2 separate regions of the Homo sapiens genome follow, and region 1 is linked to region 2. A link is a loop called in an ENCODE intact Hi-C map of the cell type or tissue named here. Cell type or tissue: Caco-2. All regions are shown on one strand. Each heading gives the region's core, and the rest is flanking DNA. Links, peaks and the distances in the headings are about the cores only. Region 1 holds the start of ZNF853 (zinc finger protein 853). Region 2 has its middle 100 kb from the start of CCZ1B.

Region 1 (5,368 bases), core at 285-5,284, 320 kb after region 2:
GGACTCACTGCAACCTCCGTCTCCCCAGTTCAAGCGATTCTCCTGCCTCCGCCTCCTGAGTAGCTGGGGCTACAGGTGCGTGCCATCACCCCCAGCTAATTTTTATGTTTTTTTATATTGTAGATGATGTTGCCCAAGGCTGGTCTCGAACTCCTGGCCTCAGGCGATCCTCCTGCCTCGGCCTCCTAAAGTGTTGGGATTATAGGAGTGAGCCACTGCGCCTGGCGCCCTTCCATTCTATTGCCTTCCTGGCCTGCTCTGAGAAGGCCGCCAGCAGGCCACGTGTGTCAGCTGCCACCCCAGCTCCCGGGCAAGGCAGGTGTCCAGAGCACTGTCACCCACGGCCTGGCCCTGTGCCCAGGCGCTCCTGAGAGTCCACCCTGGCCCGTGCAGAGCTGGCCCCTCTCCCCTAAACAGGCCGACTCGTGCCATCCAGTCCAAACTCTCTCAAGGGACGCGTCCCCGGTTGCCCAGCGCCAACGACCCCCTGGGCCTCACCTGGTGGAGCATTTCCTGCTCCCGGGCAGCCTCTGCGCTAGGGAGGTGTGGTCAGCAGAGGCTGCGAGGTGAAGGCCACGGCGTGCAGCCGGCTCCTTCCGGAGGCGCCTCCATCCAGAAAGAGCCAGGAGGCGCAGGGCCACCCCGGGGGCTTTCTGGGCACTCCGGAGGGTCCACGCCCTCTGGGCTGCCGAGGTCGCCCTGGGCCAAGGGAAGGGGCTGAGAGGAGCGGCCGAGCAGAAGTTGGTGGAGACTCTCCGGCGGGGGCTGGGGCGGGAGGCAGGGCCCCGAATCCCGCGCGGGGCTCAGGGCCGGCCCCCCGGGACCATCGCGGGCAGCGGGATCCAGGCCGGCGCCCGGGGTCGGCACCACGGGGTGGCCCCGCCTGGGGTCGGCGGCGGCCAGGCGACGCGGGTCCTCGGGGGCTACAGGTGCCCGGAGCCTGCGGGCGGCCTGGGCCGGGCCGCGCGGGGGCCGGGGCGGGGGCGGGGCGGGCGCCGCGGCAAGGCCGGGTCCCCCTGGGCTCGCCCGCCCGCCCGGGAGTGCGTCCGTGCGGGCCGCTGGCCGGGCCGGGGGCGGGGGCGCGGGGGCCGGCACAGGAAGTCCCCCCGGCATCCGCATCCTGTCCCCCGCCCCTGCCCGCCCGCCGCGCCCCCGCGCCCCGGCCCCCGCCGCCGCCGCCGCCGTCGCCGCCGCCGCTCTAGGCAGCCGCAGCTCGGTGGGCTTAACCATTCCCGGCCCGGCCACTCACCCGGCCCGGGGGACACGATGCGGCGGCCCCTGGGGCGTCCCGGGCTGGCCGGTGCCGAGCGCAGCGCGCGCTGTGCCGCATCCCTGCTGCGCGTGTCCTCGCGCCACGGGGTTGGCGACTGTCACTGCCTGGGTGTCTGGGTGGGGGGTACCCAACCCGATCCCTGCCACCCCCTAGAGGGCAGGCGTGGCCTCGGGGCGCCCCTGCCGCGGTGCAAATTGTGGCTAATTAGCACACAATTCGATGGCACTCGGAGAGGGAGTAGGCGCCATCCGGGCCCGGCCCGAGCGGGCCCTGGAGAGGCCACCCCGGTCCGCACCGTGGAGCCCTCCTCCTAGACCCCGGGGCTGGGGAGGGCAGGCCAGTAGGGAGTGTGTGCCTCCCTCCCCCGATCAGGGACTGTGACCTGCATAGATCAAATGAGGCCACCGTGGAGAACTGGCAGAGCTGGAATCCTCCCGCCCAGCGCCCCTGCGGCCTTTCGCTGACCACAAGGCTGGTGGTCAGGCCTCCCACCTCCCTCACCCTCTCCTCTCCTCTTTCCCTACTTGGCAAGTGGATTCCTGCCTGGGTCAGGGGTCTTCTCCAAGGGAGGCCTTCCCTAACCCCGTCTTAATGTTGCACCACCTAACTTTCCTGTTCTCGGTGCACAAACCTCTCTAACCTGGAGAATTCAAATTCAAATTGGGATGCTCAAATTCTTTAGAAAAAACCAAAGATCTGGGGGCAGGGCATGGTACTTCACGCCTGTAAACCCAGCATTTCGGGAGGATCACTTGAGGCTGGTAGTTTGAGACCAGCCTAGCCAACATAGCAAGACCCCATCTCTACAAAAGAGGTTTTTAAAAAATTAGCTGGGCTACTGAAAAGTAGCCTGTAATCCCAACTACTTTGGAGGCCAAGGTGGGTGGACCACTTGAGCCCGGGAGGAGGTCGAGGCTGCAGTGAACTATGATCGCGCCACTGCACCCCAGCCTGGGTGATAGAGTGAGACCCTGTCTCCATCTAAAAACAAGCAAACATGCTGGGCGCGGTGGCTCACGCCTATAATCCCAGCACTTTGGGAGGCCGAGGCGGGCAGATCACCTGAGGTCTGGAGTTGGAGACCAGCCTGGCCAACATGGAGAAACTCCATCTCTACTAAAGATACAAAATTGGCCGGGCATGGTGGCACATGCCTGTAACGCCAGCTACTCTGGAGGCTGAGGCAGGAGAATCGCTTGAATCTGGGAGGTGCTCCTGGGGTGCAGCAGGAATGCCCCCCTGGTGGGGGACAAGAGCCCTCAGGGTTCACAGCCCCCTCCCTTCCTCCTGTCCCTGGGCTCACACTGCTGTGGCACAGGTGGCCACCTTGTCCTGTTTTTGGAATCTCTCTGGCCCCCACAGGCACTGGAGTTTCAGGCTTCCTTTCTGGCCCTTGCCTGAAAAGCCTGCACTCTGGTGGCTTCTGCCCCAGGCTAGAAAAAGTGCAGCAAGAGCCTGGCTTTGGAGACAGAGTCATCTAGGGTCATGGGACCTTTTGCAGCCAGGTAACTGCAGGCAAATGACTGCCTTGCGTCTGTGAAGTGGAGATGACAGCCTGCTAGGCAGGATAAGGACGAGCAGATAAGGTGAGGAGGATATGGGCAGGAGTTTAAGATCAGAGCAGGTGTGCACCTGCCTCTTCTAGCCTCCTGCAAACCCTCATGCCCTGAGGAGCCCCTCCCTCCTCAGGTCTTTATCCTCTCCCTCCACTGGCTTCTTTCTGACAGGATTTACACATCCTCAGGGCTCTCCCATCTTAAAAACATGCTACCCGGGCCAGGCGCAGTGGCTTATGCTTGTAATCCCAGCACTTTGGGAGGCCAAGGCAGGAGAATCGTGAGAGCCCTGGCTTTGGAGGCTGCAGTGAGGCATGATCATGCCACTGCACTCCAGCCTTGGCGACAGAGCAAGACTGTCTGCTGGCCGGGCACGGTGGCTCACGCCTGTAATCCTAGCATTTTGGGAGGCTAAGGTGGGCAGATCATGAGGTCAAGAGATAGAGACCATCCTTGCCGACATGGTGAAACCCTGTCTCTAATAAAAATACAAAAAAAAATATATATATATATATATATATATAGTTTGGCGTGGTGGCGCATGCTGTAGTCCCAGCTACTCAGGAGGCTGAGGCAGGAAAATCACTTGAACCCAGGAGGCAGAGGTTGCAGTGAGCCGAGATCACGCCACTGCACTCCAGCCTGGCGACAGTGTGAGACTCCGTCTCAAAAAAAAAAAAAAAAAAAAGACTGTCTGTAAAACATAAAAGAGCTACCCACTTCTCTCTCCTGCCCTTGACAGCCAAACTTCCTTTGCCATATCCCCATCTGCCCATCCCTCCTTCTCCTCTCTGACCTGGCCTCACTGCAGCCAGACAACTCCCCGTGACGTCACCAGCAATGTCCACGTCACTAAACCCTCATCATATTTGGCCTCTGGGCAGCACTGGACACTTCTGCCATGCTGTCCAGGGAGAAACACCTCGGTTCACCTTCCTCTTGGCCCCTTCTCTGACACCTTGCAGGCTCTGCTCCCCTCCCCTAGGCTCGTTGCTCACCTGTGCCACCAGAGAGGGGTCCCACCCAGTCCACACACAGTTCCTCCCACTGAGCTTTTTGTGGTTTGTTTTTGAGACAGGGTCTCACTCCCATTGCCCAGGCTAGAGTGCAGTGGCACAATCACAGCTCACTGCAGCCTCAACTTCCCAGGCTCAGGTGATCCTCCCATCTCAGCCTCCCAAGTAGCTAGGACTACAGGGATGCACCACCACACCAGGCTAATTTTTTTTGTTGAGACGAGGTCTCCCTATGTTGCCCAGCCTTGTCTTGAACTCCTGGCCTCAAGCAATCCTCCCACCCCAGCCTCCCAAAGTGCTAGGATTAACAGGCATGAGCCACTGCACCCAGCTATTTTATTTATTTATTTATTTAGAGATGGAGTCTTGCTCTGTCACCCAGGCTGGAGTGCAGTGGCGTGATCTCAGCTCACTGCAACCTCTGCCTCCCAGGCTCAAGTGACTCTCCTCCCTTAGCCTCCCGAGTAGCTGGGAACTACAGGTATGTGCCACCACGCCTGGCTAATTTTTGTATTTTTAGTAGAGACGGGGTTTCACCATGTTGGCCAGGCTGGTCTCAAACACCTGACCTCAAGTCATCCACCCGCCTCAGCCTCCCAAAGTGCTTGGATTACAGGCGTAAGCCAGCATGCCCGGCCTGGGCTAGAATCTTTTTTTTTTAGATGGAGTTTCACTCGTTTCCCGGGGGGAGTACAATGGCTTGATCTCGGCTCACCACAACCGCCACCTCCCAGGTTCAAGTGATTCTCCTGTCTCGGCCTCCTGAGTAGCTGGGATTACAGGCACAAGCTACCACACATGGCTAATTTTTGTATTTTTAGTAGAGACAGGGTATCACCATGTTGGCCAGGCTGGTCTCGAACTCCTGACCTCAAGTGATCCACCTGCTTTGGCCTCCCAAAGTGCGGGGATTACAGGCATAAGCCAGCATGCCCGGCCCCAGCTAGAATCTTTTAGTAAGCCTTCCCACATCCTCCTTTGGAGCTATAAATACCTCCCAGCTCAACTTTCCACCTAGCCAATCTGGTCAGGAAGGTATTTGCTTCACTGTTTCCCAGGGGCGTTTCTTCAGGGGCTTCCTCCCTGCAGACCCACACTGGGCAGGCTGCTGTCAGAGCTGCTGCCCACTGTCAACCTGGGACCCCCCCCTCCACCGCCGTCCTTCCGGGATTTGCCTTTGTTATCCTCATACTAATCCCTGTTCTCACACCATGTCTGTCTCTTTCTTATTTTTTGAGTCAAGATCTTGCTCTGTTACCCAGGCTGGAGTGCAGTCGTGCCATCATGGCTCACTGCAGCCTTGAACTCCTGGGTTCAAGTGATCTTCCTGTCTCAGCTTTTCCTTTTTTTTTTTTTACAGAGTCTTGCTCTGTTGCCCAGACTGGAGTGCAGTGGTGCAATCTCAGCTCAGTGCAACCTCCACCTCCCAGGTTCAAGTAATTCTCCTGCCTCACCCTCCTGAATAGCTGGGATTACAGGTGCCTGCCACCACACCCAGCTAATTTTTGTATTTTTAGTAGAGA
Region 2 (5,368 bases), core at 67-5,066:
GGAGGATGGCTTAAGCCCAGGAGTTTGTGGCCCCCTTGAGCAACATAGCAAGACTTCATCTCAAAATAAAATTATCACAATAATCATTTTCACATAAGTATACCTATAGGGGAAAACCTAGAATATATATATAGCAGGCTCGTCCAACCTGCGGCCCAACACAAATCTGTAAACTTTCTTAAAACAGTACGAGGTTTTTTTGTGATTTTTTTTTCTTTTAGCTCATCAGCTATTGCTAGCATTAGTGTATTTTATGTGTGGCCCAAGGCGATTCTTCTTCTTCCAATGTGGTGCAGGGAGACCAAAAGATTGGACATACCTGATATACACGTTAACAGGTGCCATCCTTGGATGGCAGGATTATAGAGACTTCTACACGTTCATGTCTGTACTACTTCATTTTTATAAATATGCATTTTCCACTCGTAACAAAAAACTGTGATTGAAAATCATCCCAGGACACAGTGTCTCACGCCTGTAATCCCAACACTGTTAGAGGCTGAGGCTTTGGGAGGCTGAGGTGAGCGGATCACTTGAGGTCAAGAGTTCAAGACCAGCCTGGCCAACACGGTGAAACCCCATCTCTACTAAAAACACAAAAATTAGCCAGGCTTGGCGGTGCACGCCTATAATCCCAGCTACTCGGGAGACTGAGGCAGGAGAATCACTTGAACCTGGGATGCATTGCAGTGAGCTGAGATTGCACCACTGCACTCCAGCCTTGGGAACAGAGTAAAACTCTGTCTAAAAAATAATAATAAAAGAGGCTGAGGCAGGAGCATCACTTGAGGCCATGCATTCCGGACCCCATCTCTACAAAATAAAAAAATTACTAGCATGGTGGCACGCACCTGTCATCCCAGCTACTCAGGAAGTGGGAGGATTGCTAGAGCCCAGGAGTCGAGGCTGTAGTGAGCAATGACTGTGCCACTGCACTCCAGCCTGGGTGACAGAACAAGATCGTATCTCAAAAAAAAAAAAAAAAAAAAGAATCATTCTGGCTAACGGCTCTTCAGATATCTGTGCTTATGAGAACACCAGCCCCTTCTAAGCTGTGTGTGTGTGTGTGTGTGTGTGTGTGTGTGTGTGTGTGTGTGTGTGATTTTTTTTTTTTTTTTTTGAGATGGAGTCTCACTCTGTCACTCAGGCTCGAGTGCAGTGGCACAATCTCGGCTCACTGCAAACTCCGCCTCCTGGGTTCAAGCAATTCTCCTGCCTCAGCCTCCCAAGTAGCTGGGATTACAGGCACCTGCCATCGTGCCTGCCTAATTTTTGTATTTTTGTATAGATGGGGTTTCACCATGTTGGCCAGGCTGGTCTCGAACTCCTGATCTCAAGTGATCCACCCGCCTTGGCCTCCCAAAGTGTTGGGATTACAGGCGTGAGCCACTGTGCCTGGCTGCTTTCTAAGCTTTGTGGAGAGTGGGTTGACTGAGCAGCCAGGTAGATGTGGGTTCAGATCTCTGCGTCTGTCCCGCTGTGCCAAGTGCTGGGGCAGACGCGGGCAGAGACTGGACAGCGGCACGGTGCCTGCTGCTAGCCATTTCTATGCAAAACCAGATTTCTGGTCCCATCCTGGAGGCCAATTCTAGGCACCTGGGTGGGCCTGGGAACCTGTGAACCAAGTAAACTGACTTGGACACCCCCCGACCCCGCCAGGCCTGTCCTAGCAGCCCCACACAATACGCTCATGTCCTGTCCCCAAACTCTGCCATCCTGAAACACATGTCCTCTGTTTCCAGGCAGGCCAGGATCAGATGGGAAGTGGAACCCTCGTCATGACCAGAAACTATTTCCCTACGAAGAGCACTTGGAGATGGCAATGCTGAACCTCACACTGTAGGATTCACACACGACTCCAACGGGATTGTGAGAATCAAGTCACTCTTGTGGGAAGAGTTTTTATATGGGAAAGCAGATAAAACTTTCATTGGACTGGAATGTTTGGAGAATGTTAATTTCCAAATCAGGAACCACAAACTGCCCTCTAATAAGACATCAGCTATCTAAGCGTGTGGGTGCTCCCTTTCTGCCAGCAGTTCTGGTTCTGAAGAAAATCGCCATCAATCAGACATGAAAACTCTGGCTCCAAAAACAGCATTTTCTTTGTGCAAATAAAAAGTGTGTATCAAGTATGATGTTCCCCCAACGTGGACACACTCTGTTCCCCACAAAGCCAAGCCCGCTGCAGCTGCCACATCCCTGAACACACTCGGTTCCTCACAAAGCCAAGCCCGCTGCAGCTGCCACATCCGTGGACACACTCGGTTCTTCACAAAGCCAAGCCCGCTGCAGCTGCCACATCCCTGGGCTTACGGTGCAGCAGGTGCTTTTTTCAAGACAGGAATCAAAATGTTAGGAACACGGCAGAAAGATGACACCTGGAGACCAAACGCAGGATAAGGAGTACTGCAGAAGTCACAGAACAGTAATACGCTAGCAGGGGCATGGGGCATGAAGAACAGAAGAAGAGAGGAAGTGTTTCTGAGCCTCCAGAAAAGAAATCAGAACCAAGCACAGCTTCCCGGGTCACAGAACCAATTCATTCACCAGGCGGCACCACTGCCGTCATTTCACCTTCTGGCCACTGGGAGGCGCTGCTCGAAAGGGTTTGCCCTGAGACTCCGAGAAGAAGCTGCGGGAAGGACAGCAGGGGTCCCGGGGTTTTAGCCTCTGGCCCAGGAGTTATGTGTCCATAACCAAAGGGAGCACAGTCTGCACCCAGCTCTCATCCCATCCGAGCTGCTGCGATTACCGCAGGTTCTTCCGGAACTGGTTTAGCTTGCCTGCAGGATCAGGAAAGTTTGAGAAAAGCATCTGCAAAAAAATAAAGAGCAGAGCTTAACTCATTTCCTGTCCCCACCCCATCCCAGGTCACCACCTGGCTGACCCCATGTCCCCAACCCAACAACAACCCCTCCCAAGTTCTTAACTCCCTCACTTGGACTCGAGACTCTTCACACCCCAGCAGCGCTCTGCCTCCAACTTGACATCACGCTTTCTGGAAACTTCCCCGTGTGTCCCACTTTCCCACACTTGGTGCCCTGGAGTACCTCCCGGCCTCTACATGCTGTATGTTCCCCTGCAAGCACCCTCCTTTTGGCCTCTGGCCATGTCCCACCCATCTGTGGGTAACAAGGGGGTGTCTGTGTTCTTTGCAGCCTTGCTAAACTGTCTGAATCAAGGATCACAAACTACAGCCTGCAGGCCAAATCCAGCCCACAGCCTGTGTTTGTAAATAAAGTTTTATTTGAACAGAGCCACACCCCTTAATCGACAGATGATCTGTGGCTACTTTCACACCACATGTCAGTACCATGGTTCTGACAGAGACTGGGGGACCCAGTCTAAATGACTTCCGACCTGGACCTTTACTGAAAATCCTGCCAATCATTCTGTTGGCAAGAATGGTGTATTACTTTTAGCAATAAGAAACAAGTAACCTTTGCAGAATTCCACCCATCTTTCAAGGCTGGTCCCAGAAGCTCCCTTTGCCCGCCCACCTACGTGATCCTGATCACTTCCTAAACTGCAGCCTGGCCCACCCGGCTCCAGCATCATTTGTGGAGTGTCAGCTCCATAAATCCAGAGGGCAGGTGGGGGTGTGTCCTAACTTTCCTGAGCCTACTGTACCAAAACGGGACAGCAGAGTGGGCCGGCCTGTGACCTCTGCTCTCTCCCTAGCTTTTCCGCCAGACCCTACATGGTCCCACCCTGGCTGTGGGAAGAAGGGATCAGGGAGCGTGGCTCGGAGCCAGTCTCCAGAACCCTCCCCACCCTGGCGTGGTGGCAGATGTGGCTACCTGCAGCTGAGCTGCCAGTTCCTCTGAGTCCTCAAAGACCAGGCCATTTTCTTCATGTTTCACCAGCTCATTTAAACTGCAGAGAGAACCAAGGGAGCCTGAGAGCTGCCTGGAGAAGACACCAGACCCCTGGGGTGCCCACCTGGGCTCCACCCCCCCAACCCCATGCTCAAGCCAGGCTGGGGGTTGGAACAGGGGGTGTGGTTTCCGGGAGCTCGTTCTTAGATTTGGCATCTGAAGGGTATAAAGGCCTGGGGGGGTGCACATCTAAGTGGCCAAACCGATTTGAGGAGGGAGCCTTAAGGGGGGTTTGTACCTTCTGTGCTGGATGCTCTTCAAGGACTGAAGAATTATTTTTGCATGTTTTTCTTAATTCCATGGCCATGGAACAAGTAAAGGGAACACCCTGGGGACTGGCTCAGCACATAAAAGATGACTTTTCTAGGGCACCAGATTTGATCCCGACATTCCCTGAGCTCAGCTCACAGGAGGGGCTCACATCGCTGAATCCCATCCATGAGCCGGCTCCTGAGCAGGGGCCAAGGGCTCAGCTTGTGCTGGGGCTACTGCTTCTAGAATCTCCTCTAACAGTGCCCTTCCAAACACCCGTCTATGCTGGGTGGAGTGAGGCCACAGCATGACACTCATTCAACTGATTCAAACCCACCACGTGAGCTTGGCCAAAAGGGACATGGTGGGAGAGAAAGAAACAAAGAAGACCATGTAAGCCTGCAGGCAATTCCCGCCAATTCTACTCCAGGAGCAAAAGCCCCGAGTGGAGTTCTAGTATTTAAGATGCTTTTTTTTCATATTAGGTTGGTGCAAAAGTAATTGCCATCTTTAATGGCAAAAACCGTGATTACTTTTGTACCAGCCTAAATATAACATGAGCTCTAAATGGAAGCAACTACTTCAGTGAGGCTCAGCCCAGCCACAGTAACCGCAGGGCTCCTCCTCGTGGCCTCCAGTGTGTGCTGGACTGACCGAGGGGCAGGGCCTCACTGTGGGCAGCTCCCTCTGCACTGCTTCCCCCTCAGCGGTGGATCTGTGAAGCTATCCCTAGAAAGATTCGGGTTCTGCTCCTACCACTTGAAGTTCACGGCACACGCAGGCAAATAGCACCCGAACATGTCCACCACCTTCATGGGCAGGTCCAGGCCACTGGAGAACGTGTGCAGACAGACACCCAGGTCCACCGACCCTGCTAGGCAAGAGGGGTGCGGTCAGAGCACTGGTCTCTGCCCTGGGAACACAAATCCTCCCAGCACAGTGAGGCAACATCCCCTGAGGGGAGTGAAAATCGGATAAGGCACCCGACAGCACCAAGCACAAGTGGCTTAAGCCGGCCAAGCAGCCACACGGCCTGGCTGGGACATCTGAAAATGTAAGTTGACACTTTTTCTACTTAACCACAATTTGTTTTTTTTTTGTTGTCATTTTGTTTTGTTTTGTTTTGAGACAGTCTCACTCTGTCACCCAGGCTGGAGTGCAGTGGCACAATCTCAGCTCACTGCAACCTCCACCTCCCAGGTTCACCTCCCGCATGTAATCCCAGCATTTTGGGA

What was found. Hi-C counts contacts between places; a loop is a spot of excess contacts. Peaks named below come from ENCODE experiments on the same cell type or tissue, not always from the same donor. Only the 100,000 strongest peaks of a DNase experiment are listed, where the experiment ranks them.
Region 1: it touches region 2 in a loop (6-fold over the local background); 1 of 110 quality-filtered maps calls a loop at or near these places.

The regions. Positions count from the first base shown.
Region 1 is chr7:6,611,317-6,616,684 of GRCh38, reverse strand. It overlaps ZNF853 (zinc finger protein 853), which reads right to left and starts at 1,075. Exons shown (of 3, transcript NM_017560.3): 1 at 499-1,075. The coding sequence starts at 510. RefSeq lists enhancers at 1,438-2,191, 2,192-2,945. In Caco-2, for the core only: no CTCF peak of the experiment used is centred there; a DNase peak (open chromatin) is centred at 2,764; H3K4me3 peaks cover 1,533 bases.
Region 2 is chr7:6,928,156-6,933,523 of GRCh38, reverse strand. It overlaps the pseudogene ALG1L5P and the pseudogene FAM86LP. Among named protein-coding and RNA genes, the nearest start is that of CCZ1B, 100 kb to the right of the region's middle. RefSeq lists enhancers at 4,849-5,138, 4,912-5,206 and a silencer at 4,912-5,206. In Caco-2, for the core only: a CTCF peak has its summit at 2,537 (motif pointing right); DNase peaks (open chromatin) are centred at 2,583 and 5,013.